Regions from separate parts of the Homo sapiens genome. Here region 2 is linked to region 1. Evidence: chromatin loops called from intact Hi-C (ENCODE). Cell type or tissue: GM12878. All regions are shown on one strand. Links, peaks and the distances in the headings refer to the core of each region. The heading gives the core; the rest is flanking DNA. Region 1 has its middle 280 kb from the start of C9orf72. Region 2 has its middle 220 kb from the start of C9orf72.

Region 1 (16,614 bases), core at 5,427-13,426:
AATTTCTTTTTTTGGATTCATCAGATATGATCTCAGCAGCACATCAAGGAGTTACTTTAGCATTAAAATGGTCAGCTGGATAGACTATATTCTGTGCCAGGTAGAAGAAAGCAAGCTGCAAATTAGCATCAAATCCAGTAGGCTCATTCATATAAAAATTTAGCAAATATTTATTGAGGGCCTACTAGGTACCCCTTGCCAGCACTTACTAATTATGTAACATAAGAAAAATGCTTGATCTCATAAAGTTTATTTTCTCTTAAGTGTAAAACAGACGTGAGTACTTAATGCACATGAGTGTCTTGTTCAGATAAAAAAATACACTATTCGATTGCAACTACTACAGTGTATTTAGAGCAGTTTTAAAATGTATTTAGGGCCTACTCTATAGAGTGCCTTCTCTGCTAAACACTATACTAGGCATTCTAAACATATTAGCACAATACTTAGTTTATGGTAGTTACTCAACAATGTTCATTTATTTCTTCCTCTTCCTTCAAGCTCTCTGAACAAATCACTCACTAGACATTGGCACTGTTTTCTCCAATTTTTCAGAAAAGCTTATGCAGCTATGCTTCTTTGAGACAAAAAGCCAATTCACTATTAGCATGGGAGGTAAAAAGCCTATTAGGAAGATATAAATACGTTATAGCGCTTGTATACCAAAGAAGTTGAATGACTTCAAAATAATATTTCTAACTCCTTCCTTTGCAGTCTATTTATGAAATAAGCAGGCAATAGTGGTTTCCATTATGAAGCTTGAAATCCACCAACTTAAAAAAAGAAAAGAAGAAATGAGAAAAATATCTAAGCCATCTTTCACTTCATTTCCTTGCAATTTCTTGTTTTTGTTTTTGTTTTTGTTTTTTACCAAGAATGTCTTCAGGGTTAACATTTCCCAGCAGGCAAACTCTCTTTTCACACAATCAGGTTATTTTAAAGATTTTCCCCTTAAGTTCTTCTTGTTTCCCTATCTTTGTCTACATGTCACAGGCTGACAAGGGACAACACAGAAAGAAATATTCCATTGGAACACGGCTTGGCAAACCACAGCCCATGAGCCAAATCCAGCTTTTACCTGTTTTGTATGGTCCGTGAGCTAAGAATTTTATCAATTTTTAAATGGTCAAAAATAAAGATATAAAATATTCTTCTCCTTTTGACTTTATAAATATTCTATGAGAGAAGAATATTAGATAAAAATCAAATGTAAATATCCATAAATAGATTTTTATCAGAAAACATCCATGCTTATTTATTTTCATATCCTGTGCCCGTTTTTGCCAACAACAGTAGAGTTGAGGAGTTACAATAGAAATCATATGACCTGGAAAGCTTAAAATATTTACTATTTGGCTTTTTACAGAATAAAGTCTGCCCACCCCTGATTTAGAATACAGCTAAAATTAACTCCTATATAAGGGGGACCAAGCATGTATACATTGTCTCACTGAGCAAAGGCAAAGCTTTAAAAGCAAACATTGCAGAAAGTCTTTTGAACAGAGTTTTTTTGCAAAGCTAATTGGCTAAAATCTACCAAGGAGGACAGCTTGCCCTTAAGCAGTAGATGGAGTAAGGGAGGAAGGCAATTTCCATTATTTGATGGGTTTCTAAAAAATACTGCTATTTCAGGAGTGTGATGCTTCTGTCTCAGTTCTGGCTGCTGATAACCTACCCGTGGCAGTTTAGTTAAGCTAGGTCCGCACCATTTTTTCATGGTTTTTCGGTCCCCACTTAAGTCCACCTCAGATGCCAAATGAGGTGCTTGAGTGACCACAGCGACTTTACTCTGTATTATTAACTGGATATTGGCTTGGGATATCCAGTTAATGATAGTAAAATATAAGTAACAATATCAGCCAGAAGAGGAAGCCAAAAAATCTATTGGCAATCAAAAATTCATTAGAAACACTTAGAACCCAACTTTTATGTAGTTTACTCTTCAGCCTAGATGTAACCAAGAGAACAATATCCATGAATAATGGCAGTCATCTTTAGATAATCAATTAGCCTTGACTCCAAGCTAGTCATGGTTTCATTTTTTTCCTGAAGTGTATATACCCAGGCATATCAAGGTGTTTTAGTCATTGTGCACACTTTAATCATGATTGGCCAGTAAATAGTCAAGAGAAAATCTATGACCCGGGGCTATTTTTACTGGTCATTTTGGCCTCTAAAGCTTGAGCTGCTTTATTTGCTCCCTGGGCCTTAGTCAGCCTTAAATTGTGGATACATATTCCAGCGTTTGAACTTCTTAAAAAGGGGAGAAATGCTCATACAATGGGTGCTATCCAGTGTCGCAGATGCATCCAGGTAGATTATTGTCAGGCAGTATTAATCAGGGAGGGGAGTTGCTTTTGAACACATAAGGGAAGATGGCCTTATCAAAAGTGTAGGCTAGGTTTTGATTTTGTAAGCACAGGAGAACCATCTGAACACACAGTCATACACACATATGCATGCCTGAGAGTACATTTTGAAGGGACACTAATGTGTTGTTTATGATAATCAGTTGCTCTGTCCATCACTCTCTGGCCTTAATGGGTTTGACTATAGTGAAAGAAAAACAAATGCGTGAAATTTAAAAGATCTTGTCATGATTTCTGTGTAGTATCATCAAAAATAATCGGATCATAGCTTGCATCATTAATTTCATATCCATTTTTATCTCTGTCCTCTGAATTTCTTTAAGGCTGTGTAAGATACTAATAATAGCAGCTAATTGTTGTGGTTAACCACGTTTCCTTATTGACTATAAAAAGGAATGTGGCAGTACTTATAGCTGTGTGATTCTTACTAGAGGAGTCTAGGGTCAAATATCAAACCCAACAGTTGTGAGACTGCTGTCAACCACTGCAATTGTTTGAAAATGGTGCATTTAGAGAGTCTGAAGAATTTAAATGAAAGAAATCGGAGAAAATAGGGCAGAAAAGTATGATAAATGGCCTCAAGTTTTATGTGGACCAAAATATACATTTTTTTTTGCTCTGAAACAAAGCAGGGTGAAGATGATTCTTCAAGTAAGTCTTAATACTAATATTTTCTTAGTGTTTTGGGTTTTTTTAAACAAACTGTATATCACTTGCCATAACCTAACACCATCCATTAATTTAACTCACAGCCAAGTTTTTCTCCCCTTGAGTTACATCTTCTACAAGGACATAAAGCTTTCTGAAAGAGCCAGCGCATTTAAAACATAAAGAGTTAAACTTCTTTTCTTATTCAAAAATTCTTAAGTTTTCATATCCTTGGCTTATAGAAATATTTATTACACTCTGTAAGCCAGTCCAAATAGGAGCTCCTTTGAATTTAAGAGCCTTCATAATGTGATTTATTAATATCCTTCAAAATAGGTAAATGTATTTCAGTGTATTTGCTAGAAAACCATGTACACTACACAGCAAAGGAAACATCAATCTCTTGATCAAGGAAGGAAAATTGGGGAGCAGTTATCCTCTATAGCATAGAAGCCACTTTCCCTGGTGTTGATTCTCCGGTAGGTAGCTTAGTGCAGAAATAGTTTTCTAACTCCACTATATGAAGTTTATAGCTAGAGGTTGTTCCTTTCTCTTTCAGAGGAGCTGTTTTCTCTAACACTTGTTCAACTGGATATAGAAGCGTATCTCCAAGGTTTATTTATACTTAGTTCTAGCCACTCAAAGGTTTTTCTCACATTTTGATTTAGCTCATTTGGTGAATTTCTATAAAACTGTTCTATTATTTTCCAGGGAGTTGAGCAAAGGCCATGCTCTAAGAATACTTCAGATTTCCCCAGACTTAATGAGGGGACACAAAACTCTAAAAAAGCCAGAAGTAATATTCCCAATCTGCATTTTTTAACACACATTCATGCTATTTTATATAAGGATTTAAAAAACAAGCTCAGAATTCAGATCTCTTTGCTTTCCAAACCATATAAACTAATTCGATTCATTGATTCCTTTGATCTTTGTATGCAGTACATTTCTTCTCTTTGAATAGTTGATCTGGTCTGAATAAGATATTTCTGCAGTGTAAATAAATGATGACATATTATTATGGCTAACTAACTTCCGAAAGGTAGAGTGAGAGAGAGAGAATCTGGCCACAGAAACAAAAAGGGCTATAAATATGAACAGACAATTGAACATGGCTTCTTTGAGGGGAAAAAAGCTTTTTTCATTTATAGATAGAGACAGAGGAAATTGAGAGCTTTAGTTTCACATTCGTATCAAAAAATACAGACACCTGTGAGCCCATCATTTTATTTCACCTTTTGAAAATTTCATAGACTTTCATATATAAACAGTGATAGCACAGCTGGGACATCATATCTAGGCTCCCAGGATTCATACAGACCAGACAGACAGCACAGAAAACTATAACAGCAATGGAAAAACAAATGGTCAGTGGTATAGGAAGTGACACAAGTGACTTCCAGACCCTGTGACTGAGACTACCAGCCAATGGCCTGAATAAATGTAGTAAGTTTAGTGCAAAGAGAATGGGTGTCTCAGATGTCATGAGAACCAGAATCACCAAGACAAACATGCCGGAGTCCAAGCATTAAGAGACATTCGGGTTTCCTGACTATTGCCACTTAGCAGATATCAGATTCCCCATGTTTGTACCACTTAATTACAAAGACCAATTGATGAGAGCAAAACAATAGTTTCTACTAGCAAAGGGAGTAGAGTGAGTACGCAGAAATAAGAATCAGGACAAAACCAGATTGGGCCAGGAACCAGATTCAGTTCACACAATTTAAGAATTATCTGCTGAATGGAGAAACTCAAAGTATTCACTTACATTCCTGAGTTTTACATTTCTCTTGGCATTGATGAATGGACTTAGATGGACAGAACACACTAGAAGTTCCATGAATAATTATCGGGAAATAAGTCAGGCACATTTAGTTATGGCAGAGCTGAAGTTTACTTGTGTGTGAGATTTCAATATTGTCTCACTGGACAAAGGCAAAAGCAGAATAGAACACAAAAGCAGAATTGGGAACACAGATTTTAAATTTTTCTCTCCTATTGATATTTACATTGACTTTCCACTATTTATCCTGGATCACTTTGAGAATAGAGAGTTCATGCTCTTCCAATATTTTAAGCTTTACATGAATCTTTTGATATAAAATTTCTGTAAAATTAATTTCCCAGTATAATTCAAGGTCTTAAAATGTGTATACATTTTTCATTATTAATGTTTATATTGTTTTTTTCACTATTTTAACTCTTTGTAAACCTATGCTATGTACATAATCTGAAAAGTGAAACAAAAAAATCTAATGTTCAAAGATACTTAATGCATTATTACTTAAAATGGTAAGAAATCTACCACTTGGAAAATTTAAACCATTCTATCACTACTTGGGAACATTATACAGCAACTAAAATGAGTTTATAAATAGTTTCATATTATACAGGAACATATAATAAACGATCATGAAAAACAGGATGCAAAATTATGTAGAGAATATGATTGCAACTACACATACACGACTATAATTAAAAATAATTTTGAAAGATACAGCAGAATGCTAATAGCGGTTATATTTGGGTGGTGGAAATGCTTTTCTTTCTCTTTTTTCCAGTTTTTTTCCAAAAACTTTTATGATGAATATTTATTGCTTTAATGATAGAAAATTCACAATATACTTTATATACACAACAAACAGTGCTAGTAACCTCTGAAAATCCCCTAAAAGTTCTATTGAGAACCTCCGAAATGTTTTCATTTTTCTGTAACATATTTGTATTTCTTAATTCTATAGGTTCTTTTAAAACTAATAAGTATTTTAAATGTGTGCATCCTTGCATCTATTCATTCTATATGACATATGTTCATGATTGCATCTCAGTCATTGTCTTCTTGCTCTTAATACAGACGATATAACTCCAGAACCAAACTTATCAGTGTGTGGCAGCACCCAAGGAAGCCCACAGAGCCTCACATGGAGGCCCTGAAAGAGAACTTCTCACTATGTGTTTCCAAGTTTTAAGACAGAGTATTACGGTAACTCAGGCTAAGTTCAAGAAGTGGTGCAGGACAGTTGTCAGCTAAGCTGGATGAAAGTACACCTAAAGAAAGCAATATACGGCCGGGCACGGTGGCTCACGCCTGTAATCCCAACACTTTGGGACGCTGAGGCGGGAGGATCATGAGGTCAGGAGTTTGAGACCAGCCTGGCCAATATGGTGAAACCCTGTCTTTACTGAAAATACAAAAATTGTCTGGGCATGTTGGCGAGCATCTGTAGCCCCAGCTACTCAGGAGGCTGAGGCAGGAGAATCACTTGAACCCGGAGGCGGAGGTTGCGGTGAGCCAAGATCGCACCACTACACTCCAGCCTGGGCAACAGAGTGAGACTCCATCTCAAAAAAAAGAAAAAAAAAAAAAAAAGAAAGAAAGAAAGCAATATACATAGTACCACTCAATGGTTTTTTTTTTTTACTACCCCAGAAGAGCCACTCTGTCAAAGCCCATCTGTAAATCATGAATTGCATTTTTTTCTGTTCTTAAACATTAAATAATCTCATTTAATTGGTATCACTCTGGAAAAACATGAGCTCTAGATTTGTGTTAAATTTTCTTCCTCAACTAAGTAAACAATCCCACAACCACCTTCCAGAAACTTCTATGTTAACAGCCACACAACTACTCAAAGCATTAACACTGCCATTGTTCCTCTCCTACTCTTCTCTCCTCTCCAGTCTCCTTTGCCTACATGGCTTCTTTCCACTTTTAAATCTCCAGTAAATTCTTAGCCTTTTTAGGGAAGATGCAATTACACTACCTCTTCTTTATAGCACATATTATTACAGTTGCAATTCCACTTTTAATTTTTGTGATAACTTACTCAATGTCATTTAGCTATAAGTTCCAACTGAATGTCCCTGAGGACAGAGAGCATTTTTTAATTGCTATACCCTCGGGGCTTGAAACAGTGTTTTAACATAGTAGAAAGTTAATAAACACTGGTTGGATGAATAAATACATGAACTAGTGGAAGAATCAATGCATAATAAATCCATAAATACGTAACATATAGAAACTATAGAAACATGAAAGTACTCTTTATATCTTCACTAAATAGTATGTGGTGTTTACTAAGGGGTTAAGGTAGTTGTGTTTTTGGGTTTTTAAGAGACAAAACTAACTAGAGATCAGATCTCTCCTGAAAATGGGGTTCATGTCATTGTGTCCTGACATTCACCAAGGATAGAGACAATGCTCTCAGTGAACTGGGTAGAAAGATCCAAAGGGTCCGAGGCTCTGGAATCTGCCCCTTTGAGATTATGAGTGAAGAGGACAGGAGCCCTAGGTACCTTCTCTACCTTGGAGATAAGATCAGGAATGAAGGTGTTACAGGCAAGGGGTCCTGATCCAGGTCCCAAGAGAGGGTTCTTGGATCTTGCACAGGAAATAATTCAGAGCGAGTCTGCAGTGTAAAGTGAAAGCCAGTTTATTAAGAAAGTAAAGGAATAAAAGAATGGCTACTCCATAGAGCAGAACATTTCCAAAAGTAGGAGGAACACATCCACCCTAGGTACAATGCTTGTACATATGGGGAGATGTGTTCTGCTACAAGGGTTTGTGATAAATAATTAACTTTCTTAATTATGATATTTTGCAGAAATCAATATTATTATCTTTAAAGCAAATATAGGAATGCCTTTGTTCTCCAGATGTTGGGATATCTGGACACTCCCAAGTCTAGGTCTGTTTAGTAAGCATTCTTAATTTGTTCCCTTAACTGTAAACATCTAGAGGCTAGGAATGCCTAACTTTCTGAGAATGCAGCCCAACAAGTCTCAGTCTCATTTTCCTAGTCCTCACTCAAAATGGAGTCACTCTGGTTCAAATGCCTCTGACAAAGGCAGTAACTGTGAAGGAAGGACACCAGGCCAGGCATCTAGGAATTTATACCAACTGTGTGAGGACAAAAGTTAGGTATAATAAGACCCAAAATAACTATTTCGGATAATAGCCTAGTTTGATGCTATTTGTTCATTTTTCTAATAACAACCACAATCATTTACATGCAGGATAATTTTTTCCTCATGACAACTCTATAAAGTGGACAATATTCTCCCATTTTTAAGATGATCACACTGAGCTTGGAGAGCTTAGTAACTGGCTCAAGAGCACAGCGTTACTAAGAGTTGAGTTTTGGTTCAAATCCATGTCTGATCAAAATTCTTGCTTTTACTCAGTATTCTCTATGGTCTATAGTACTGTTTTTGTTTCTGTCCTCTAGTACATAGAAAAGCATTTTGTCGTGCTGTTGTTTAGATGTTCTAAACTGCATGCTGAGAAAAATCAAGATAAGGAGGTTTTGTCTACAGCTGGTCAGGAGTGCTAGGAGGGAGACTGAATTAACTACGTTTTTTATTTTCTGTATCCTGAGCCTTCAATATCTTGGGTCTTGCTGACTGTGGAAGGGACTGGCCCTCCCAGGGTTAGCCAATACCTAAAGGTAAAAACAACTTAGCTAGAGAGCAGAGCATGTCTTTCAAATGCAAAGCAGCCCACCCAGTGCCCATACTCCCAATGTCCTTTATCAGCTCACACATTCCAGGCCACTATCCCCTGCCCTAATCACCCAAGGGACAGGTACCAGATAACTAAGGACAGTCCTATGCCCCAGAGCTCCCCTGAGATTATTCAAAGTAGCTAATCCTAAATACACCTACCTTACCTTGCTGTTCCTCGTCATACAATAAAGGTTCTTGTCCACATCCCCCGCAACCTGGCCTCCCATGGTCTCCTGACTGACCCAGAGGCTTCCCCTAGTAACCCTTGTGGTGTAGTGTTCCCTCTTCTCTTGGGATCTGTGAGAAGAACAAATTCTCTTTCCAATGGCAGTCATCTGATCTATTGGCCTTGCCATACCTAAGTAATAATCAAATCTGTATTTTTAAACAGAGACTCTTTAGCATCCAAGTAAGAGTGTGAGGGGTATGGGTGAGCTGCTGACATCAGAGAACATCAGGCACACTGGAAACCACAGGAGACAAGGGCTGGACTTCTGAGTGACCTGTCCCTCCTCAACTAAACTTTGTCCTTCTGCTACTCTTTCTTTCTTGTTTCATAAGGGAGTCTCTATCTAACAAAAAAGTTAGGAGAGAACTATTGGAAGAGGAAGGCTTAAGGAGTATTTTGTTTCCCTCCAATCCTAATTCCATTTCATTTTCTAAGGTTTCTTAAGCCAGACAGGCTACTAAAGTGTACAGGAGAGTTAGGGCTCTGCCAGAGTCCCCACAAAGCTGGTGAACTTTCTCCTTGTTGGGCCAGGTATGGAACCACAAGGGAAAGGGTGACTTCAGCCAGTATGAATATACCTGATCACCTTGTTCTCCAGGGATCTAGGACCAAGCTGAACAGGAACACTGAACTCCTTATCCCTAATTCTGGAGAAGATAAAGTCAGGGGCTTTCTCTCAGGGCCTTGATGTGGCACTGAAAACCTGACTGCTACTATGCTGCCAGACCGCACGAGAGGTTACTGCTACTAAGGGACCCTGGTAGGTGGACAAGAGATTACAGTAAAGGAAGAAAACACTGCATTTAATGAGCATGCCATGCAAAAGATGAAGAAGAAGTAAAACACTCTGACCCGGGCAACTCTAGCCAAAATGGGTTACTTGAGGAACACAATAGAAGAGGAGGAAGAGACGGAGAAGATGAAAGAGAAGAGGAAGGAGGAAGAGCAAGATATTTAGGAAGATTCAAGGGTTCAAGTTAAGAGTCAAGAATATATTTTGGAACTAAAAAAAAGAAAAAAGCCGGGCACAGTAGTAGCACACGTCTGTAATCCCAGTTACTCAGAAGGCTGAGGCAGGAGGATCACTTGAGCAAGGAAGTTAGACACCAGACTGGGTAACATAGTAAAACCCCATTTCAAAAATAAATAAATAAAATAAGAAGAAAAAAAAGTTTAAATTATCATATACGTCGAAGGTGAATATAGTCATTGTTAAGGCCTTATTTAGAGGCCTGAGAGACCAAGAAGAAGAAAATTCCTGGAGTACACAGCAAAAATACATGATTTATATCAGGAGGAAAATAACAAGATACTTGGCACATAGATCTAGGAAACCCAACATCTGAGATCCAAAAAGAAAAAAAGTTCCAAAAAGAAAAAAATAAAGATGAATGAGAGGCTATATTGAACACATAATATAATAAAATTTCCAGAAGAAATATTTGAGTCTCAGATTAAAATGGCTAACCAAGTTCCAGAAAATTTGATAACTGAAGATACACACTTAACATTAAAATTCATGATTTCTAAAAATAAAGTGAAAAATCTTAAAAGCTTTCAGACAGAACAATCTACTTACATAGGCAAAAGAATCAGGCTGAAATCAGACTTTTCATCGGCAACACTTGGAATTGGAATAACATTTATGGACTACTGAGAGAAAAGGAGTGGAACTCAAGGTCTATTCCTAGACAAGTATGATTCACCTATCACCATTACGGATTCAGCGATTACACCTGCCGTTTACTCATTGTAAGAAAAATATGTGGGAAAAAAAGACCAATTAAAAAAAGTATCAGAACAGGAATCTCAATACAGAGGAAGATGAAAAACTGACAGAACAGCAGTAAGTAGTGAAACTACCAGGACAAAGACTGAAACTCAATAGATACTAATAGACTGTTTGGTAATACAATCACACTATAATTGCAAAATATATTTATATTATTTGTTTTTATCTTAAAGTTTCTACTAAATAATGTATAACAAAAGAATTGTCCCATTGGTTTAAATATTGAAAAGAAAAATTTTGCTGATTATTCTACTGTACACCAAGAAAATTAATTCAAGAAACTCTAGTGGAAAAAAAAAAAACAACAAAAAAAACTACTGCCAGGCGTGATGGCTCACACGTGTCATCCCAGCACTTTGGCAGGCTGAGGCAGGAGGATCGCTTGAGTCCAGGAGTTTGAGATCAGCCTTGGCAACATGGCGAAACCCCATCTCTACAAAAAATACAAAACTTAGCCAGGCCTGGAGGCACGTGCCTGTAGTGCCAGGTACTTGGGAGGCTGAGGTGAGGCATGAGGATCACTTAAGCCAGGAGGTTGAGACTAAAGTGAGCGGTTATCATGCCACTGCATTCCAGGGCAACAGAAAGAGATCCTTTCTCAAAAAAAGAAAAACCTGCTATAAATAACAAGAGAATTTAGTAAATTTAATAAAATGTCAACATAAAATAAAATGTTTAATATAGCTTTTCTTTATAGTAACAAGAAGCCAACAGAAATAAAATAATATTCCAGTTATTAACATTAGTGTTGAGATTTAAAAATGTAAAGGCTGCACACAGACACACACACACACAAAACCAACTAACTGCCACAAATGGGAAACTTCCAATTATGTAATATGCATTCGTCGGAGGTGGTAGATTATGGGTTATGTTTAATTTCTTTACACTTATGTGAGTTATTAAGTATTTTTGTAATTAGCATGTGTTTTTAAATGGTGCCTCCAAAATGAGCTGCAGTCACCTGGGAGGAGGGAGGACAATGGCAGACGGGCAGTGGTGACTGTGGTATAGTGTAAGATGGAACAATGTGACAAGAGAGAAAATATTAGAACTTCGATTTATAATTTCTCGTCCTTACGTTAGAGAAATATGGATCACTTATAGTCAGCTAACTATCTTGAGAGTTCCACCAGAGAGAGGGGCGATGGTGAGTGTCATCCTTGTTCACTTGTTCACTTTCAGCATGTTGGGTTGTTTAATACTTCATGTCTGCCTGATTAAATGGATTTGCAAATTCTGTTATTTCAAATGATAGAAATGATACAATACTTTGTAATGAGATAGTGAGTAACCATGACAGTTTTTTTGTACCACACAGATATTCACTATTAATTACCTAGCAAAGCTTTTTAATTTTAATGGTGTGGACCTCAATTATATATATTTCTCACTTTCCAAAATATAATATAAAATAAAAAACAAATATCTTAAATTGTCTGATATTTTCTCTGATGAAAAGTGGTGGGCAGTGTTCTGTTACCTAGCAACTATTGAAAACAAATACAAACATTATCTGTACCTTCAAGGTAAATGGAACACTTTAACATTGAGTTAGAAAGTAACTGCTTTCAGAAAGAAATCTGTAAAATAGATAACATCATCTGATTCATTTGTAGGAACATCACTGATGCAGGATTGACATCAAAGTAGGTGGGAATTTATGAGCCAAATTTCAGTGCAAACCTTTGTATAATTGGCTGATGGAGGAAAATATACTAGTATCTACAAGTGTTTCCTAGTACCTGCCTGACAGAAGGATTTTTAAATAAATGTCTGTTAAATAAATGAACATACAACAACAGAGTCATAGTTTTTCTGTATTTCCTATAGTCTCAGTCCTGGAACTTTATTCATTTTAGGTGCTCAATAAATTCTTAGAATCAGACAAGCAAAGATTGTCAGAGTTGAATGGTTTATTGGATTTTTTTCCAGAGAAATTAAATGACTTTCCCAGAAACATAACTCATCCACATCTCCCAAAAGATCTGAGGAGCTTGGGTGTTGATTTCAAAATATATAAATTTTTTTTAGTCTTTGTTCTTCCTTGGAGAGAGAATTTGATGTTCTGAAAGAGCACAGGATTTGGCATAATTTGATGCCAAAGAATTTCTTAGACCAGGTTCTAGTCCTTACCTGACCCTATCAGTTATCAGCAGTGCAACCTTTAGCAGGTCATGTACCTTCTGATCCTGTTTCCCCAACTAAGGAATGGTGAAACTGTTATTGATCTTACACGTATTAGTGCAGCCTCTACACTCCAAGTAACAACATAAATTAAGGTTTTGGTTGCTGTTATTTCTCAATTTCTTGCTTCCTTCAGATGATTGTTCCCCAGACTGTGCTCTGAGGAACTAGCAACCCAAGTGAGAGAGAACTAATTGGGTTCCCTGCAGGGAGGCCTAGACTTCCCTACAGAAGGCTAGGCTCTTCGACTTCTTTCTCTTTGTTCTATTTATCTTTCAACTGTGAGAAGATTTTCTTCTCTTAATATTAGTTTGGCTATTTTACCCTGGACAAATCCCCCGGGTTATGTCTGTGTGTATAACCCAGTTTCTCTCAAAGAAAGACAGTGCCCTTCTGAACTAGAGAAAATATCCTTTGAGAGTGGCTCTAAACTATCAGTGTTATCACATCCTGTCTTGTTTGTTCTACGGCAAATTCTAAGGCGTCTCATTTTTATTTTTGTTCAGTTCTTCATCTCCCACCCTGGAAGAGTTCACCAACACCTCCTGCTTCATTAAAATTGCTTTCTGATCCTGAAAAAGTATTTACTTCATGGTGCATTCCTCAGTCGCTCACATCTTTCCAAACAGTTGTCTCTGCTGCTTCTCAACTTCGCAGAGTATCTTCAATCGACCGTAGCAAGCTGTACTTCCTATCATTTGCAAGTGCTTCTATTTCAGGTAAATGTAGAAGACATTTACTGAGCACCTATCCTTGGAGTTTAGAGATGAAAATAGTACAGTCTCACACCCCCAATGAGTTAACAGACTAGACCCAGCTGGAAATAGTCACATGGCAGTGTGAAAACTGCCTCAGTAGAGGAATGGGTCAGAGGCTTTTTTATTCAATGATTTCTATCTGCCTTGTTTCAGAACAGATTCACATTTTTCTGTGTTGATGATAAAACATATGCATGCCTCCTCAAAATTTTATGTCTTACTTAGTTCATTTACCTCATTTTGGAACATCTCTTGGATCATTTTAAGACATTCTACCTGTGATTCAAGTGAATATTGAGCCAGAGGTAGAGAAAAGACAGCCCATATTTAGAAGAAACTTTGGTGAAACCAGAAAGAATCGAGAAGGAGGCACCCATGGCTGCTGAGAGAGGCTGGCAATATGGTAATGGGATTAAAGCTGTTTAGACTGAAGAAGAAAATTCTGAGGGCACATGATTTCTGGTACATGCGTTTCCTGTTGCTGCGTTAAAAAAATAACCAAAAACAGCAGCCAATACCAATAGCCATTTATTTTCACACAGTTGTGTAGTTCAGAAGTCAAATGTAGTTAAGCTTGGTCTTTTACCCAGGATCTCACAATGAAGGTGTCAGGTGGGTTGACTTTCTTTTATAGGATAGGGGAAGACTCCCCTTCTAAGCTCACTCAGGTTGTTGGCAGAATTCAGTTCTTAGAGGCTGTGTGTTTGAAATTCTGATTTCTGGTGGGCTGAGAGCTCTTAGAAGCTGCTCTTAAGTCCTTACAAATTGGCCCCCTCCATAATTCAAAGCTAGAAACAGATAATCTCCTTCACACGGAATGTGTTTCATGCTTCAAATCTCTGACTTCAGCAAAAATCCAATCCCTTTAAAGGTTAAGCCAGCCCCACGAAGGATAATCTCCTCTTCTGAAATCACCTGTACCTTATACAATAACCTAATCAAGGGAGTGCTATCCCATCATATTCACAGTTCATGCCCACACTCAAGAGGATAGGATTATACAGGACATGTACATGAGGAGGAGGGAAACTTGGTGACTACACTGACACGCCACAACGACAGCTGGGTTCCCCTTTTGGTGTGGAGAGTACCATAAGCCTTAAGGACATTAGGAGAGGAAGAGTAAGTAATCATGGACAAAGGCACAAGTGTGTTAGGCTCTGAGAGACAGAATAATGACCAGAGAAGGGTTGGTAGTATAGGAAATGACCACACACTCCACAACCTCTCCTCAAACCCGAAGGTATAGTCCTGTTCAAGCAAACATTTTCAAATGGTTTGGATCTCTCTTTGTAAGACAAAAGGAAGTCTTTGGGATCGTCACCCTGACAATTCAAGTGTCCGAATAGGATGCAACATTAAATCTGAAGTTGAAAGTAAATGTATATGGAAGCCTTGGTACCTAATCAAAATTGTACAAATTTGGGTCAAATAAAGCAATTTGGAAAAAAGTAAAAACTATTGTTAGGATGCACTTTTCCCTAAACTCTTTGGCTAGGAGATAAGAGTAAGCAAAGGCTGTTCACTGACTCAATAAACCATTGCACTAAAGATAATAATAGCTAAAAATGTCCAAGGTCTTATGATGTGCAGGTCCGATGCTAATCACTTTGCAGATATTATTTTAATTTCTGAAACAGTTTAATGAAGCAAGCAGTGTATCTTAGATGAGGACACACGTACCGACAAATATACATACCACTTGCTCAAAATTAGAACCGCCCAGCAAGAACCCCACCCAGGGACCTTCCTACCTTGTATGGCACGGACTTCGGAGAGAGTGGGAAAGGAACCTTAAATATGTTTGAAAGACCGTTGTGAAGATGAGGGGGTAGACTTGTTTTGCTCAGCTCCAGAGGTATTTGTGTGCTGGTAAAGTTTAACAACCAACTCTTTCCAAAGATTTCCTGATTCATATCACTTGCAGATTTCTTCCGTATAAATACTCATACTGTGGGTGATTTCAAGCCCAAACCTGATATTACCAAACGTGGACCTAGAAAGAGAGGCAACTTCAGCCTAGCAGGTAAAAACATTTGGAATCAGATTTTTATTGATGCACTGGATAATTTTCAAACAAGTAAAGCTGTGCAACGGAACTGACTTGCTCAAAGAGTAGGGGCTCCCAAGACTCCAGGTAAATAGGAGCAAACTTTGATGCTGTCAGAAAAAAAGTGTAAAATGAAACCTTGCATTGGAACATTACAAACATAGGATGTAAAAATGGAAGGGTTAAAGATACCTGGTAATTCCCTGTTCCTTCTGTAGTATCTATGGCACAGTCTCTTATTTGCAGGGAGGACTTTTTTCCATGAGCCACTAGCTTCTAAGCTGAGGAATGGAGCCTGCAGATCTCCCCTAGTTAATGACCTTAGAGCAATGCCAAGGGGACGGCTCCACTGTTTTCTGCCTCCAAAATCACTGGTTGCTCACCTTTTTCTGTTTCAACATTTTAGGCTGGGACTTTTCAAATAGTTCTTTGTAAAAATCACATTCTTGGCAATTTTCTTCACCATTATCTCCCAAAGATTAGAACTATAAATAATACAAAAATTTAGTTACAAATTTCTTTTTTTAAAAACACTGTTTAGAGATGTGATGTTTAAATCTCCATGAAATTATACCTTTGAAATTGCTTAATTGTATTTTCCCTGCCAATTTAAATTGCTCATAAAAGGGAAATTTTAAAAATATATAGTTTCTAATTCTTTCCCTGAATCATCACAGTAGCATTGTTTTGTTCCAGAAGAGCAGTACTATACAAATATTGCGAACATCAGCAAATTAAGGTTAGGCCCACAGTGATGTGGGAGTAAGAGGGAGGAGACGCTTCATTCTCCTGATTTGGTTTAATTTATGTCTAATGAACTAAAAAAAAAAACAACCCCTTAAAAATTTGGTTCTTATTCAAAGCTTACAGTTAAGGCATGTAATAATTTCTTTGCTAAATTTCTTTATGAAGGTGTTGCTCTCTAGCGCAATGGCACCTGGCTTTCGTTTTAATTGCAATTATTACTATATTAGGCTCACTTATTTGTATAACCAAAATAATCATTTGCATTTATACAATTTCTTTCTTCCTTGAAGTTCACAGTCTTATGAAGTATATATCTTACTGACCTG
Region 2 (16,614 bases), core at 3,848-11,847, 61 kb after region 1:
GAGATTCGACTGGAAAGAACATTATGAAAAAAAAAAAAAAATTGGAATGAAAACTGAAACGGCTTCAAACACCAGATGCCAAAAGAACAAAACTGGTTAATGATCTAATTTTTAAATATATTGTATGCTTTCTAGCGAAGAAAACGGAAGTAGGAAAACAGGCAACATAAATATGTCATGATGCCCACCAGCTTAAAAAAACATTGCATTCTAATGGGGCTGGGACTGGAGGGAATAAGGAAAAAAATACAAGTAATGTTATTTGAATGCCTACTATGTGCCAGGTACCTCGACATATATTTTAAGTGTTACTTCATTATCTGTAACCTCCTCATATAACCTCCCATAACATTCGAGGTTTGAGGAATTGAAGTCTGTTTCAGTTTGAGCATTGGGACCTATTAGCTGCCCATAATAAAAGCTGTTTTACTATTCCTTTAAAAATAAAAATGGAAATTCTGTTCAAGAGGATGTGTCAAGAGTCCCCATGTTTAGACATTCACTAAAAGGATTCATGGGACTCAGAAATAGTTTTACTCATGGCTAAGATTTATTACAGCAAAGTACTAAGGATAAACAGCCAGATCAGAAGGGGACATATGCATTCAGAGCAATCCATAAGCAGGTTTGCTTAGGCTCTTCCCTCCCATGAGGGGTCATACAGAGTACACTTTCCCCTGCAATGAAAATGCAATATGCATATTGTGTGTCTGCTCAAGCAAGCCTATAGAGACTCAGTGCCCAAGATTTTTATTGGGGGCTGTCACATGGGCACTCTGCCTGATACATACCAAAATTCCAGTCTCCCAAAAGGAACACAGGTATTTAGCATAATCGTATTGCTAGTATAGTCTAGGCACAGTCAACCAACCTTATCAGTTAACTGTTGATGTGCACTGCTCTGACAGCCAAGTTCCCAGATGCCAGCCAAAAATCACCTTGAAAGCAGGACTCTAAAGATAGCTATCGCAAGAGTGCTATATCAACTCTTCTCTGAACAGATGGTGTAGTAAGTTAATGCTTTCATGTATATTCCTGCCCACTACCACCATCCTTTTCCAAACACATGGCAATAATAGATAAAAATATGAAAAGGTAAAGTAAAAAAGATAGCTGGGCTTGAAAAATAATCTTTATGGACCAGAAACAACATTGTAAAGATACAGCAATGTAGAGCTATAAGTGAGACTGAAGCACAGTATGTAACTACAATGAACCATGAAGAATGCAACAGTATTGGAATAGACTAAAGTCACAAATTTATTTATGGAATATTAGACCTACATTGGAAATTTGTCCATTTGCAAGTGGCCTTGCAAATGGAAAAGTTGGTATTATTCAAGTAGAAAGGACTCTTTAGAGTAGTTCACACCCATTATGACTATTTACTCAGATTGAACCTAAGCAGAATTAAACTACAATTTTGAAACTTAACCAAATGACAGATCTGCTTGATCTCAGAATGCTTGATTTCACAATCATTTGTTTAGTCCTCAAATGACATCAAATGTCCCACAAGTAGCTTTAAATGCAGCCCTGTCCAATAGAATGTTCTAAGATAATGAAAATGTTCTTGCTGTCCAATATAGTAGCTACTAACCACATGTGACTATTGAACATTTGAAACGTGGTTAGTATGACTGAGAAATTGAATTTTTATTTTATTTTAATAGTTATATGTAGATAGTGAGTTCTATATTGGAAACAGATTTTCTAATGGGTTCACTGCCTTGTTTACTCCTTTCAAAGGAGCTTCTTTCCAAATGTTTTTGACAGAGCTGTTGATTTTGAGAGATTGAGAGAGAGAGAGAGAGAGAGAGAGCATGTCTTGGGCAGAGACAGCAACACCATTTACAAATGTATATACCCAATTATCAGAAAGAGAAATCTCAGCAGTGTTTTTGATCATCCTAACTTAGCTCACCCATCATCTCTTCACATTTGTAACTTGAATCATTGAAAAAATCTAAATCACATCTCATCCATTTAAGTGGAGGGGCCAAGTGAAATTTGTTGAGTATCTAACTTCTTGATAATCTCACTAAGTTAGCTTTTTCCTTAAAAAAGAAGAAAAAGGAGGAGGAGGTAGTGCTGGTGGCAATATCTAGCAGAATCTGTATTATGTATGAAGAATGGCTCAAGTTATAGTTTACTTACTGGATTTCACTTTAAAAAAAAAGCATGGACTATTTTCCATTTTTGCCTATGAATTTATATTGTTGTGAAACTAAAGACTCATCAGGACACCACCTGAATTCTAAAAATGGTATTGACATGCTGAAACATTAGGCTAGGTCATGATGAGTAAGCTTCAGGCAGTGATACTCATTTGCTCATTAACTTCATGATATGTACTGAATGTCTCCATCATGCAAGTCACTGTGCTAAGTCCAATGGATGGTATAAAGGTAAATCCCTGACCTCAAATAATTCTGATCAAGAACCAGCACTGGGAGTAAGCCAACCTTTAAAGACATGTTAATACAGCATACTCCTGACCGGATTTTGTAAGTCTAAAATTATTTTTAAAATTAATAGTTTGTTAAAAATAGGTATTGAAGGATAAGCGGGGTTGTCTAAAGCCCCTGACAGTTCTCTCTAGGTTGACTGGCAATCAGTTAGCTGAGACTAGGGGCTGCCCTCCCCACAGAAGGAAGGTTTATACCTGACTTCAATGTCTCCCAAAGACTCTAGTAATTCCTATAAGCAGCTGGCACTCAAGCCCAGACTATTTGGCAGTCTATCTCAAAATATTTGTCTCCAGTGGCAAGGCTACTCTAACAGTTGCACTATAAAAATGTACAGCAAAGGGGTGGAAACACCCTTCTAGATACAATCCTGTCCCCAGGATGTGTCCAGCTGTGATCAGGAACACTAGTTTGAGAGGCCAGGAGACCTGTGCATCTTCTGACCCTTCTTTTTGTGAATTCCAGTCTGTGCTATATTCATACAAGCCGTTTCAAAAAATAATACTATGGAAATGCCTTCATACTTTATTTTTTAATTTTCCATTTTGGATATCTCCATGTTTTTTTACGAACAGATAAAAGTTTGAATAGTCTACCTTTTGAAAGTTGAAAATCAAAGGAAGTGGGGAGGAAGGGGGTGGACAAGGAACTGAATAGAACATAGATTTGAATATGTAAAGATAAATCTAAAAGTATAGATCAGTTAGTATTTCAATTCCAAAACCAGTTTTTAAATTGTCATTCTAACTTTAATGTATGTGGAATTTGCGCAAACAAGTGAGTATAAATATTTAGACATGCTTATTTAAAAAGCATTTACTTATACAAATAAATTTCAACAACATCCTCAATAATTTTAAATGTCTAGATGTATTTTTATAAGCCAATATTATACTTATAGATTTAAAGGATCCATTAATTTGTGTGCAGAAACTTAGGGGTTAGGGTAAAATCACTTTAAATACAGAAAAGTTCAAATTCTGGAAAATGTCTGTAGAAAGCTGTCACTTTCCAGATATTAGTCTGTGTACTTAATGAGGAACATAGCTTGCCTTCGCAATTTTAAAGGCAACCTGAGGTTTTTACACATTGGTATAGACAAGCCTATGCGAGACCTTCTCACGTCGAGAACAGGTTTTTAAATAATGTGTGAAAATTCTGATGTTGTAATATAGTTAGTACTCTCACATGACAAATAAGAGAAGAAAAATCAATTCCCACCCTAAGAATGAAAGAGTAGTCCTGCAGGGGCAATATACCAACTGAATGAACAATTTCAAATTTGGGCAATAGACTTTTTGGAAGAACAAATTTATATCCTTTGTGAAAATGCAGGGCTCAGAGTTTCTTTAAATAGTTTCACAGGCAAAAATCAGTAAATTTCTTTGGAGACGGGAAGAAGAAATAGGAAAAGCAGTCAAAGGCAAAGCTGTGCCTGAATCTTTTATATTCCCCCTTCCCTAAGGCTTCCCAGAGCCCATATGACAATTATTTTCCTCCTCCATCCTCTCCAAATCAGAAAGCCTTCTTCATTTTCTTGGTAATCAGACAACAAAAAGGTATTTTTCAGCTTGCCCCTGGATATTTTTCAAAAGGAAGTAGAGATTCTCCCCCAGCATTGAAGGAAAACTCCACTGTGGCCTATATTATTCTCTGATTATAAGTAAAACTACTTGACGAAATATAAAAAACAACTACCTGAAGACTCTAAAAAGTAAAAAAAAAAAAAAAAAATGTTTGATATTTTGAAGTTATGTGAGTTTTGTTGTCATGCTGTTATACTAGGTCTTAGTCCTGTGAATTCTGGCTGCATTGAGATCTTTGAGATCTACCGAAGCTTGTTGCCAGAACTATGAGCGAGCTGACAGCACTGTTTGGTCTCAGTGACAGTAAATAGTACCCTCACACTGTGCAGCCCAGAGGGCTTGGTCAGGTGTGACATCCACCCACACTGTGCCCTAGAATGTAGTATGTGGAATATTTCCCTTCATTTGTACCTGCACATTTCTCACTTTCATTTCATAGCCTACGATATGCTGCTTTTTAAAACAAAGAGATATTTGCAAATTGTATTTTCAACACAGCCTTTCTTAAATCAAATTTTAAAGATTTTTTTTTATTTAGGATGTAACATTCTTATGACTTCTGATCAATAAATTTTCTAAAATCCTTTCAAAAAATGAGTATGTTTATCAGGATGGAATTTATATCTATATGACATGTGAACCATTCACTAGCTTACACAGTCAAACTTCCTATGGAAGGATAACATATGTATATTAACACCTTAAATTTCTAGAAAAAAATTGGTTTTTTTTTTGAAATTTTATTGCATGAGGCTTTAAGATTATGTGAAATAGGCTTTGTTGAATCCAGTCATCTCTTTCAAAATATACATATCCTTCCCCCATCTCTATTCACGTAGAAATTTTCCCTCATACTCTGTCTTCTTTAGGGGACATCGTCATCACCCTTCCTTATACTCCATTCTGCTGTTTATTACTGGAGCACCCTGAAGTTGTCCTTTTGTAAAACACATATTTGTTACAATTACATGTAAATGTCTATATTCCCATTTTACACTAAATTCTATAAGGACATTGAATATGTTTGTTTTGTTTACACTTATTTTTTTAATCTAGCAGTGTCTGGTATATAGGAGGAAATCAATAAATGTGCTTCAATGGATGAAAAACTAAATGTGCTATTGCCGCCAAGGAAAAGTGCCTCCAAATTACATGTATTATGAAGTAAAAACATCCAATAAGATGAAGATATTGTTCACATCCCTTGAGGTAATAGCAATAGTTTTCCCAAGAAGATATATTTTTTGAAAAGTATTTTCAACAAAAATGAATGTAATCATCTTCGTTTTTATTAATGAATACATAATATTACATCACCATTTTTTGAGCTATTTGGATTAAAAAATATTTTATGGCCATACCGCCCAGAGTAATTTATAGATTCAATGCTATCCCCATCAAGTTATCATTGACTTTCTTCAAAGGATTAGAAAAAAGTACTTTAAATTTAATATGGAACCAAAACAAAGCCCATATAGCCAAGACAATCCTAAGAAAAAGAACAAAGCTGAAGGCATCTACGCTACGTGACTTCAAAACTATACTACAAGGCAACAGTAACCAAAACATCATGGTACTGGTACGAAAACAGATATATAGACCAATGGAAGAGAAAAGAGACCTCAGAAACAACACCACATATGTATAACCATCTGATCTTCTACAAACCTGACAAAAACAAACAATGGGGAAAAAATTCCCTATTTAATAAATGGTGCTGGGAAAACTGGCTAGCCATATGCAGAAAACTAAAACTGGACCCCTTGTTTACACCTTATACAAAAATTAACTCAAGATGGATTAAAGACTTAAATGTAAAAGCCAAAATCATAAAAAACCCTAGAAGGAAACTTAGGCAATACCATTCAGAACATAGGCATGGGCAAAGTCTTCATGACTAAAACACAAAAAGCAATGGCAACAAAAGCCAAAATTAACAAATGGGATCATATTAAACTGAAGAGCTTCTGTACAGCAAAAGAAACTTATCATCAGAGTGAACAGGCAACCTACAGAATGGGAGAAAAATTTTGCAATCTACCCATCTGACAAAGGTTTAATATCCAGAATCTACAAGGAACTTAAACAAATTTACAAGAAAAAAACCCTATCAAAAAGTGGGCGAAGGATATGAACAGACACTTCTCAAAAGAAGACATTTATGCAGCCAACAAACATAGAAAATAAAAGCTCATCATCACTGATCATTAGAGAAATGCAAATCAAAACCACAATGAGATACCATCTCATGCCAGTCAGAATGGCAATTATTAAAAAGTCAGGAAATAATCAATGCTGACAAGGCTGTGGAGAAATAGGAACACTTTTGTACTGTTAGTGAGAGTGTAAATTAGTTCAACCATTGTGGAAGACAGTATGGAAGTTCCTCAAGGATCCAGAACCAGAAATACCATTTGACCCAGCAATCCCATAACTGGGTATATACCCAAAGAATTATAAATCATTCTACTGTAAAGACACATGCACACATATGTTTATTGCAGCACTATTTACAATAGCAAAGACTTGGAACCAACCCAAATGCGCATCAATGATAGACTGGATAAAGAAAATGTGTCACATATACACCATGGAATACTATGCAGCCATAAACAAGAATGAGATAATATCCTTTGTAAGGACGTGGATAAAGCTGGAAACCATCATTCTCAGCAAACTAACACAGGAACAGAAAACCAAACAGTACATGTTCTCACTTATAAGTGAGAATTTAGTAATAATAACACACAGACACAGGGAGGGGAACAACACACACTGGGGCCTGTGGGGAGATGGAGGTCAAGGGGAGGGAGAGCATTAGGACAAATATCTAATGCATGTGGGGCTTAAAACCTAGATGACGGGTTGATAGGTGCAGCAAACCACCATGGATCAGTAGTTTTTTCTAATTCTGTGAAGAAAGTCAGTGGTAGCTTGATGGAAATAGCATTGAATCTACAAATTACTTTGGGCAGTATGGCCATTTTCACAATATTGGTTCTTCCTATCCATGAGCGTGAAATGTTTTTCCATTTGTTTGTGTCCTCTCTTATTTCCTTGAGCGGTAGTTTCATGTCCCTTGTAAGTTGTATTCCTAGGTATTTTATTCTGTTTGTAGCAATTGTGAAGGGAAGTTCATTCATGATTTGGCTCTCTATTTGTCCATTGTTGGTGTAAAGGAATGCTTGTGATTTTTGCACGTTGATTTTGTATCCTGAGATTTTGCTGAAGTTGCTTATTAGCTTAAGAAGTTTTGGGGCTCAGATGACGGGGTTTCTAAATACAGAATCACATCATCTGCCAACAGAAACAATTTGACTTCCTCTCTTTCTGTTTGAATATGCTTTATTTCTTTCTCTTGACTGATTGCCCTGGCCAGAACTTCCAACAATATGTTGAATAGGAGGGGTGAGAGAGAAGATCCAGCTTTTGCCCATTCAGTATGATATTAGCTATGGGTTTGTCATAAATAGCTCTTATTATTTAGAGATATGTTCAATACCTAGTTTACTGAGTTTTTAACATAAAATATCTATTTGATTCTTTTATATATATATCAATTCTTTGATGAAGTCTTCCATCTTTTTTTAGAGACAAAGTCTGACTCTATCCTAGAGTGCAATGGCATGACCTTGGCTTACTGCAACCTCTGCCTCCCGGGTTCAAGTGATTCTCCTGCCCCAGCCTCCCGAGTAGCTGGGACTATAGGTGTGTGCCACCACACCCAGCTAATTTTTTTGTATTTTTAGTAGAGATGGGGTTTCACCATGTTGGCCAGGATGGTCTCAATCCCTTGACCTCATGATCCACCCACCTTGGTATCCCAAAGTGCTGGGATTATGGCATTAGCCACCGCACCCGGTCCTTCCATCTCTTCATCTATTTTGTTAATCTTTCCCTCTATCTTGGGGGCATATTATAAAGTCCTCCTTCTACTAATTCCAATAGCTAAATCACCTGTTCATCTCTTTTTGTTGTTGTGTGTTGATTTTTATTGTTGTTTTTTAATCTTAGCTTTTAGGCTATAGTCCTGTATCTTGGCATGCTAGGAATATTTTATTAAATGTTAGGTATTATCTTTAAAAAGAGAGAGAGAGCCTACATGAATTACTTTTCTTTCCTCTACTACTGAGTTGAATCAGAACTGGTTGGTAATTCTGATAAGGCTTCATTTTCCTTTTCCTTTAGTTCACCTCTGCTCTTAGGGTGTGAGCTTCCTAGGTTTCAGACTTGAGATCAGTGCATTCACCAGGGCCATTTCACTTGGTAGTTCCTAAACTCTGATCTTTCCACATCAGTGCCTTGAAGCTGCTAACATAACTCGCTTTGTTTTTCAGAGGCTTTCTGCTTGGTTTCATGGCCTCCTGCTTCTTGTAGTTTCAAAATTCATATTAAAACAGAAACGAGCCTTTATCAGGCTCAGTTCTCCACTCCTCCCTTCTCTTTGGGATCTTGGACTCCAAAGTCTCCAATTTTGCCTCTCCAGCCCCACAAGATTTGCCAAAACTCTATTGGTTACTTCAATCCTCAATCCTCAACACAGTCCCTCTGCCTAGGAAAATCATGGGTTCTCAGCCTCTTGCCCTGTACCCCCAATAAGCAAATGTCCCCAGGAAACAAATGTGGCTGCAGAAGGTTAGATCACCTGTCTGCAGTTCCCCTTTCTCCACAATCTTGGCCCTTGTAGACCTGGTTACTTTAACAGCTCTCTAATTTCTTTAAACAGATTTTTAAATTAGCATTTTTAATTATCTTCACTGATAGCAATGATCTGCAATAAGCTACTCCACCAAAACTACCAACAGAAATCTTTCTTGAATTTTTCCCACTGTATCTTTAATTCATTACAAAGACAAAAATATATGTTTAAGACATTTTTAAACAAATAATAAATGATGTATAATGAAAAATAAGATGTAGAAGACTTCTATCAAATAATTATTTTTTATATTGTTTATATGTATTTTTGATTATTAAGTTATATCAAGTTGTTTGTTACATTTATCAAAACTGTCAGCAATTACAGTTGTTACTCAGAAACACAAAGCCACATGTAGTTGTTTTTCCTTCCTATTGCACTAGTCTTTGCAACTGAAAAGTGTGGATTTTCTTAATTTTCTACCTTTTGGAATAATTCCAGGAGACTATTTATATTTGCTTTTTCTTGGCTCCCTTAGATCTCTCTAATTTTGTAATACTTTATTCATTGATTTCATTACGTGAGTAAATTTAGTTTGAATTTGAATGGTTTTCACTGAAATTGCATCAATGTCCTTTTTCAGTTTACAAGTAAAAGAATAATTGATTATTGAAGCAATAAAATAATGAAACACTACATGTACCATTATGAGTTCATAAAAAATAATTAGGTATTTCTTTAGGTGCTTTTACATTAGTAGGTACTTATTTTGAAGCACATGGGATTATTCTGCTTATATGGTTTATGCTGTGCAATAAACATAAGTGCAGTCCATTTAAATTCTTCACTGACAATTTAATGTAGAAATTGAGCTTGAATAGAACTTTATAAATAATAATGTTACTTTCTTTTTAATATTGCCTTTTGAGCAATAATAACTAACTTTTTTGCTTATAATCATTTGCAAATGAATAATAGTTTAAATATTAAGAATTGACATATATTGTTGGCTAATAATTAACTCAAAACTCACATGACGTTCTTCCGAACATAATTAGATTAATATGCTGAACATATTCACACAGAAGCTAATTATTTTTCTTTATTTAACATGCATGAGCTTAAATAGATGGGTAGAAAAAGTCTTTCGTCAAGGAAAGAAAGCAACAGCTCTTAGCCTCATGTAACTTCTTATTTACAGAACCATAAATACCAATATAAATGGACTTTTCCCCTCTGAAGAACTTTCCAACCCCTAAGACCATCCCTATCTCCCCTAACAAACACACATCCACATACACTTTTGGGAGGAGCAGTACCAACTAACAATTTATACTAGACTGGCTAAAACCATGACAAACTTAAGTGTTTTCTTAAACTATTGAAAGAAATCAGAGAAAATTGGTGTATTTTCCAAGTAATATTTCTCCCTAGTTTTTCATTTACCTGAGTCTTTGGGAATATGGACAGAATTTTTTTTTTCAGAAAGGCTGTGGAAAGACTTACATTTTTAAAATGGCTGGTGCTTATACTCAAATGGAATATTAGTTGGGGGACAGTATTATCCTTCATTCAACTAAAGAATTCTCAGGTTACAAGAGACCTTATGAGTCATCTACTCTAATCACCCATCTGAGGCTGAAATGCTCTCCTCAGCTTGTTCAACATGTTACCCAGCTGTCACTTCCAGTGAGTAGAAATGTTTGTCTCCCAAAGCAGTTTAGGACTTCCTTAGACCATAAACTGAAATCTCCTGGAAGCTTTTTACTGGCCCTCACTAAAACCCTTCCAACAATATAAAATGAGACTCTCCCATACGCAGTCTTTTAGTTAATTGAAGACCTCCATGCTATCAGACCTAAGCTTTCTCCTCCCCAACTATTACCCATTTGACAGTTTTAAGTTTTTCTTCAAATAAATATTTAAGTGTCACTGGATTGGAAAGTACTATGTTTGGAGCCGAGGGATAGTCAAATAATTTCTCAACATACTTCTACAAAAAGAACTTTAAGGAAGCCTCTATAGAGGAAAATAAGCCTTGATGAGACTATTAATCAGGGTACTCTGGAGGGACAGAACTAATAGGATATATGTATATATGAAGGGAAGTTTATTAAGGAGTATTGACTCACACGATCACAAGGTGAAGTCCCACAAGAGGCCATCTGCAAGCTGAGGAGCAAGGAAACCACTTTGAGTCCCAAAATCTCAAAAGTGGGGAAGCTGAAAGTGTAGCCTTCGGTTTGTGGCCAAAGGCCCAAGAGCCCCTGGCAAACCACTAGTGTAAGTCCAAGAGTCAAAAAGCTGAAAAACTTTGAGTCTGATGTCTGAGGGCAGGAAGCATCCAGCACAAGAGAAAGATCAAGGCAAGAAGACTCAGCAAGTTGGCTTCTCCCGTCTTCTTCTGCCTACTTTATTCTAGCCATGCTGACAGTTGATTAGATGTTGCCCACCCAGATTGAGGGGTGGGTCTGCCTCTCCCAGCCAGTGACTCAAATGTTAATCTCCTTTGGCAACACCCTCACAGACACACCCAGGAACAATACTTTGCATCCTTCAATCCAATCAAGTTGACGTTTAATATTACCTATCACATTGAGTGACTAGTAATTGTTCATTCATTCATATGTTCAACAACACAGGAGAGTATCTATTATGTGCAAGGCTCTGTGCAAGGTGCTGAGAATTCAGAAATAAGATGAAAAAAGTATTTGTTGGCTGGATAAGTGAAAGAAAAATTGGATTGATAAGACATAGCACATGCCCTCAAAAAACTCACAGTCTAGGAAATGTTAGTTCAAAAATTTCTTAATACCTTTTACACTTATGTATTAGTTCACACTGCTATAAAGATATATCTGAGACTGGGTAATTTACAAAGAAATTTCACAGTTCCACGGGTTGTACAGGTTTCTGCTTCTGGGGAGGCCTCAGGAAACTTACAATCATGGTAGAAGGGCAAAGGGGAAGCAAGCTTCTTTTACATGGCCAGCAGGGAGGAAGAGAGTGAATGTCGAGTTGCTATACACTTTCAAACAATCAGATTTTGTGAGAACTCTCTCACAAGATAGCAATAGGGAAATGGTGATTAACAATTAGAAACTGCCCCCATGATCCAGCCACCTCCCACCAGTCCCCACCTCCAACACTGGGGATAACAATTCAATATGAGATTTGGGTGGGGACACAGAGCCAAATCATATCATTCCACCCCTGGTCCCTCCAAAATCTCAAGTCCTCCTCACATTTCAAAACACAATCATGCCTTCCTAACAGTACCTCAAAGTCTTAACTCATTCTAGGATTAACTTTAAAGTCCACAGTCTAAAGTCTCATCTGAAACAAGGCAAGTCTCTTCTGCCTATGAGCCTGTAAAATCAAAAACAAGTTAGTTACTTCCAAGATACAATGGAAGTACAGGCATTGGATAAGTGCTCCTGTCCCAAAAGGAGCTCCATTGACTGAAACAAAGGGGCTACAGGCCCCATGAAAGTCCAAAACCCTGTCATTAAATCTTAAAGCTCCCAAATAATCTCCTTTGACTCTATGACTCACATTCAGGACACACGGATGCAAGGGGTGGGCTCCCAAGTCCTTGGGCAGCTCTACCCCTATGGCTTTGAGGGGTACAGCCCTTGCAGCTGCTTTCATGAACTGGCGTTGAGTGCCTGCAGCTTTTCCAGGCACATTGTGCAAGCTGTTAATGGATCTACCATTCTGGGATCTAGAGGATGGTGGCCCTCTTCTCACAACTCCACTAGGCACTGCCCCAGTGGGGACTCTGTGTAGGGGCTCCAACCCTGTGTTTCCTTTCCACATTGCCCTCATAAAGGTTCTCCATGAGGGCTCTGCCCCTGCAGCAGACTTCTGCCTGGACATCCAGGTGTTGCCATACATCCTCTAAATTCTAGGTGGAGGCTCCCAAGCCTCAGCTCTTGCCCTCTGCACGCCTGTAGGCTTAACATCACATGGAAGCTGCCAAGGCTTGCAGCTTACACCCTGTGGAGCAGCAGCCTGAGATGTATCTGAATCCCTTCTAGCCACAGCTGGAGCTAGAGCAGCTGGGATGCAGGGCCATGTCCTGAGGCTGCACAGAGCAGCAGAGCCCTGGGCCTGACCCACAAACCATTTTTCCTTCCTAGGCCTCCACGCTTGTGATGGGAATGGTTGCCACAAAGGTCTCTGAAATGCCTTGGAGTAATTTTCCCATTGTCTTGGCTATCACTCTTCAGCTACTGTTTACTTATGCAAGTTTCTGCAATGGGCTTGAATTCCTCCCCAGAAAATAAGTTTTTCTTTTCTATGACATGGTCAGGCTCGAATTTTCCAAACTTCTATACTCTGCTTCCGTTTTAAATATAAGTTCCAATTTCAGGTAATCTCTTTGCATACACATATGAGAGGACACAGCTAAAGGCAGCCAGGTAACACCTTGAATGCTTTTCTGCTTAGAAATGTCTCCCACCAGATACCCTAAATCATTTATCTCTGGCTCAAAGCTCCACACATATCTAGGGTAGAGGCAGAATGCCTCCAGTCTCTTTGCTAAGGCATAGCAAGAGTGACCTTTACCCCAGTTCTCAAAAGTCTCTTATCTCCATCTGAGACCACCTCAACCTGGATTTCATGGTCCATATAACTGTCAGCATTTTGGTTAGAACCATTCAACAAGTCTCTAGAAAGTTCCACACTTTCCCTCATCTTCCTGTCTTCTTCTGAGACCTCCAAACTGTTCCAGCTTCTGCTCTTTACCCATTGCCAAAGTTACTTCCACATTTTTAGGTATCTCTGACAATGCTCCCTTCTCTGGTACCAATTTTCTGTATTAGTTTATTCTCACACTGCTACAAAGACATACCTGAGACTGGCTAATTTATAAAGAAAAGAGGTTTGATTGGCTCATAGTTCTATGGGCTGTACAGGTTTCTGCTTCTGGGGAGGCCTCAGGAAACTTACGATCCTGGTGGAAGGGTGAAGGGGAAGCAAGCTTGTTTTACATGGCCAGCAGGAGGAGGAAGAGAGCAAAGGGAGAGGTGCTACATACTTTGAAACAACCAGATCTTGTGAGAACTCTATCACAAGACAGCAGTAGGAGGATGGTGCTAAGCCATTAGAAACTTCCCCCATGATCCAATCACCTCCCACCAATCCCCACCTGCAACACTGGGGATAACAATTCAACGTGAGATTTGGGTGGAGACACAGAGCCAACCCATATCAACTTAAAAATATTCTAAAATATTCTGAATTATCACTCAAGGGTTTACAAAATTTTACATTGAAATTAGTAAGCATACTTATGTTTTATGACTTAGGAATATTTCCACAGTATGAGTCAGAAAAAGAAATGTTCAGATTAATTTAATCTTCTGGTAACCAGTTTACTGAATTATGCAAATCACTAATGTAGCCTCAGAAAATATTAAATGCTATTTATTGGCACCATATTTGGAATGCAGTACTCAGCACTTCCCAGAAGTTCCATCCCCTGTGAACAGAACCTGTATGTTTGCTTTCTATATTTGGCATCAGTGAGTTTCAGAAAAAAGATCTTCCAACAAATCAATGAGAAAACATTTTGTTTTAAGTTATAACTTCTTAATTTTCTCAATTATATTTCACTAAAGCTGAGAAAAAGTAACAAGAGGAGAAGTCACTTTGAAAAGCAGTCGGGGAGCTCTTCAAATAGTTATATATAGAAATCGCATGACCCAGCAATTCTAGTTTTAGATATATACTCAAGAGATATTAAAATATATGTCCACATAAAAACATATACATGAATGTCTATAGCAGCATTATTCATAATAGACAGACAAAAGTTGAAAACAAACCAAATGCCTATCAACAGATGAATGATTTAAAAACTGTGGTATAGTCATACAATGGAATATTATTTGGCCATAAAAAATAATGAAGCACTGATAGCTATAGCATGCATGAACTTTGAAAACATAATGCTAAGTGAATGAAGCCTGTCACAAAAGACTGCCTATCACATATTATATCACTCCATTTATATGAAATGTCCAGAATAGGCAAATCTACAGAGAAAGGAAGTATAAATTAATGATGTCTTAGGGTTGGTGGTATAGAAGATAGGGTGTGATAGCTAAAGGGTCTGGAGATGTTTGGTGAGGTGATGAAAATGCTTTAAAATGAACTGTGGTGTTGGTTGCACACATCCACAAACATACTAAAATACATTGAATTGTGCAGTTTAAATGAGTGAACTGTGTAGTATATGAATTACATATCAATGGAATTATTACAAAAATGAAAAAAAATCATTGAAAACCAGACATTTTCCATATTGCGATGTGATAACTCAGTCAACAAGATCCTTTATTTTTCCCAGGATTTTTCTTTTTTTTGGAGGGGAGGGTTCTTTGTTTTTGCTATGGGTTGTAATTGTTTGTTTGCTTAGTAATAACTCTGAACGATTTTTAAGACAGTATTTTTTGGTCACGTGTGGTTGTGAATATTCTGTAACTTTTTGTAGCTTTTAAAAAATTTATGTTATTAAAAATGTTTTGGATATATAATAGTTGTGCCTATTATAGCATACATGTGATATTTTGATATGAGCATACTACATGAAATGATCAGTTTGTAGTGACTGGGATACCCTCACATTGGACATTTGTCATTTCTTTGTGTTGAGAGCATTCCAGATTGTCTAAGTATTTTGAAATATACAATATGTTATTATTAGCTAGAGTCTCCTTATTTTGCTACCAAATACTGGATCTTATTCCTTTTATCCAGTTGTATTTTTGTACCCATTAATGAACCCTTTTTTATCTATTCCTTCCAACTACCTTTCCCAGCCTTCATTCAGATTTCAAGATCTAATTTTCTTCTTTAGAGTAGAAAACATATGTTATGTAAATATGTAATAGAAATGACAGCACTTGATTATTTAAAGGCTTTGTTGTCACTAATCTCTCTGATTATGCCAGATTTATATTACTGCTTTTGTTTTAATATCTTGATATACAGGACCACTGTCAGGACATATTCCTTGGCATTTCCCTCTGTAATGGCCCTCATTCACAGACCATTAAACAAATGTGTGTGTTGTGCTAATTTCCAACTATGTCTTCTTTATATATGCATTTCAGATATTAGGAAATACTATAACAGTAGACTTAAGATTCCTCTGTATTCTTTGTGAGATAGAGTAAAGGAAATGATTCATTCATCACTTGACTCCAAAGCCACCACTTTGATTTGTAAACCACAGGGGATTTTTGTATTAGTGTTTGCTCATAGCCAGCTTCCAGTTTTCAAAAAAATTGATCTAGATACTTGCTTTTACTTAATTCACACTTTTCAAGGGAACAGGCCACAGTTCCCTTTGAGCACTAATATTCTGAAAAATGTTTAACCAGCTATTGCTTTAAAATATGTTAAAAAGGTACAATAAAGCAAGAAATAAATGAAGGAATAATAGAGAAAGGAAAGAAAGAATGAATGAAAGATAAAAAGACATGGGGTAGCTGGCAAGATGGCTGAATAGGAACAGCTGTGGTCTGCAGCTCTCAGCAAGATCAACACAGAAAGTGGGTGATTTCTGCATTTCCAACTGAGGTACCTGACTCATCTCACTTGGAATGGTTAGACAGTGGGTGCAGCCCACAGAGGGTGAGCCAAAGCAGGGTGGGGTGTTGCCTCACCTGGGAAGCCCAAGGGGTTGGGGAACTCCCTCCCCTGGCCAAGAGAAGCCGTGAGGGACTGTGCCTTGAGGAACGGTGCACTGTGGCCCAGATACTACTCTTTTCCCATGGTCTTCACAACCCGCAAACCAGGAGATTCCCTCAGGTGCCTACACCACCAGGGGCCTGGGTTTCAAGTACAAAACTTGGCAGCTGTATGAGCAGACAGCGAGCTAGCTGCAGGAGTTTCTTTTCATACCTGA

Evidence for each region. A loop is a pair of places that touch in the nucleus more often than their neighbours do. Peaks named below come from ENCODE experiments on the same cell type or tissue, not always from the same donor. Only the 100,000 strongest peaks of a DNase experiment are listed, where the experiment ranks them.
Region 2: a loop joins it to region 1, with 2.8 times the contacts of the local background. A loop is called at or near these places in 2 of 110 quality-filtered maps.

Annotation. Positions count from the first base shown.
Region 1 is chr9:27,848,167-27,864,780 of GRCh38, reverse strand. No RefSeq gene overlaps it. Among named protein-coding and RNA genes, the nearest start is that of C9orf72, 280 kb to the right of the region's middle. In GM12878, for the core only: no CTCF peak of the experiment used is centred there; no DNase peak of the experiment used is centred there.
Region 2 is chr9:27,785,225-27,801,838 of GRCh38, reverse strand. No RefSeq gene overlaps it. Among named protein-coding and RNA genes, the nearest start is that of C9orf72, 220 kb to the right of the region's middle. RefSeq lists an enhancer at 12,465-12,966. In GM12878, for the core only: no CTCF peak of the experiment used is centred there; a DNase peak (open chromatin) is centred at 8,408.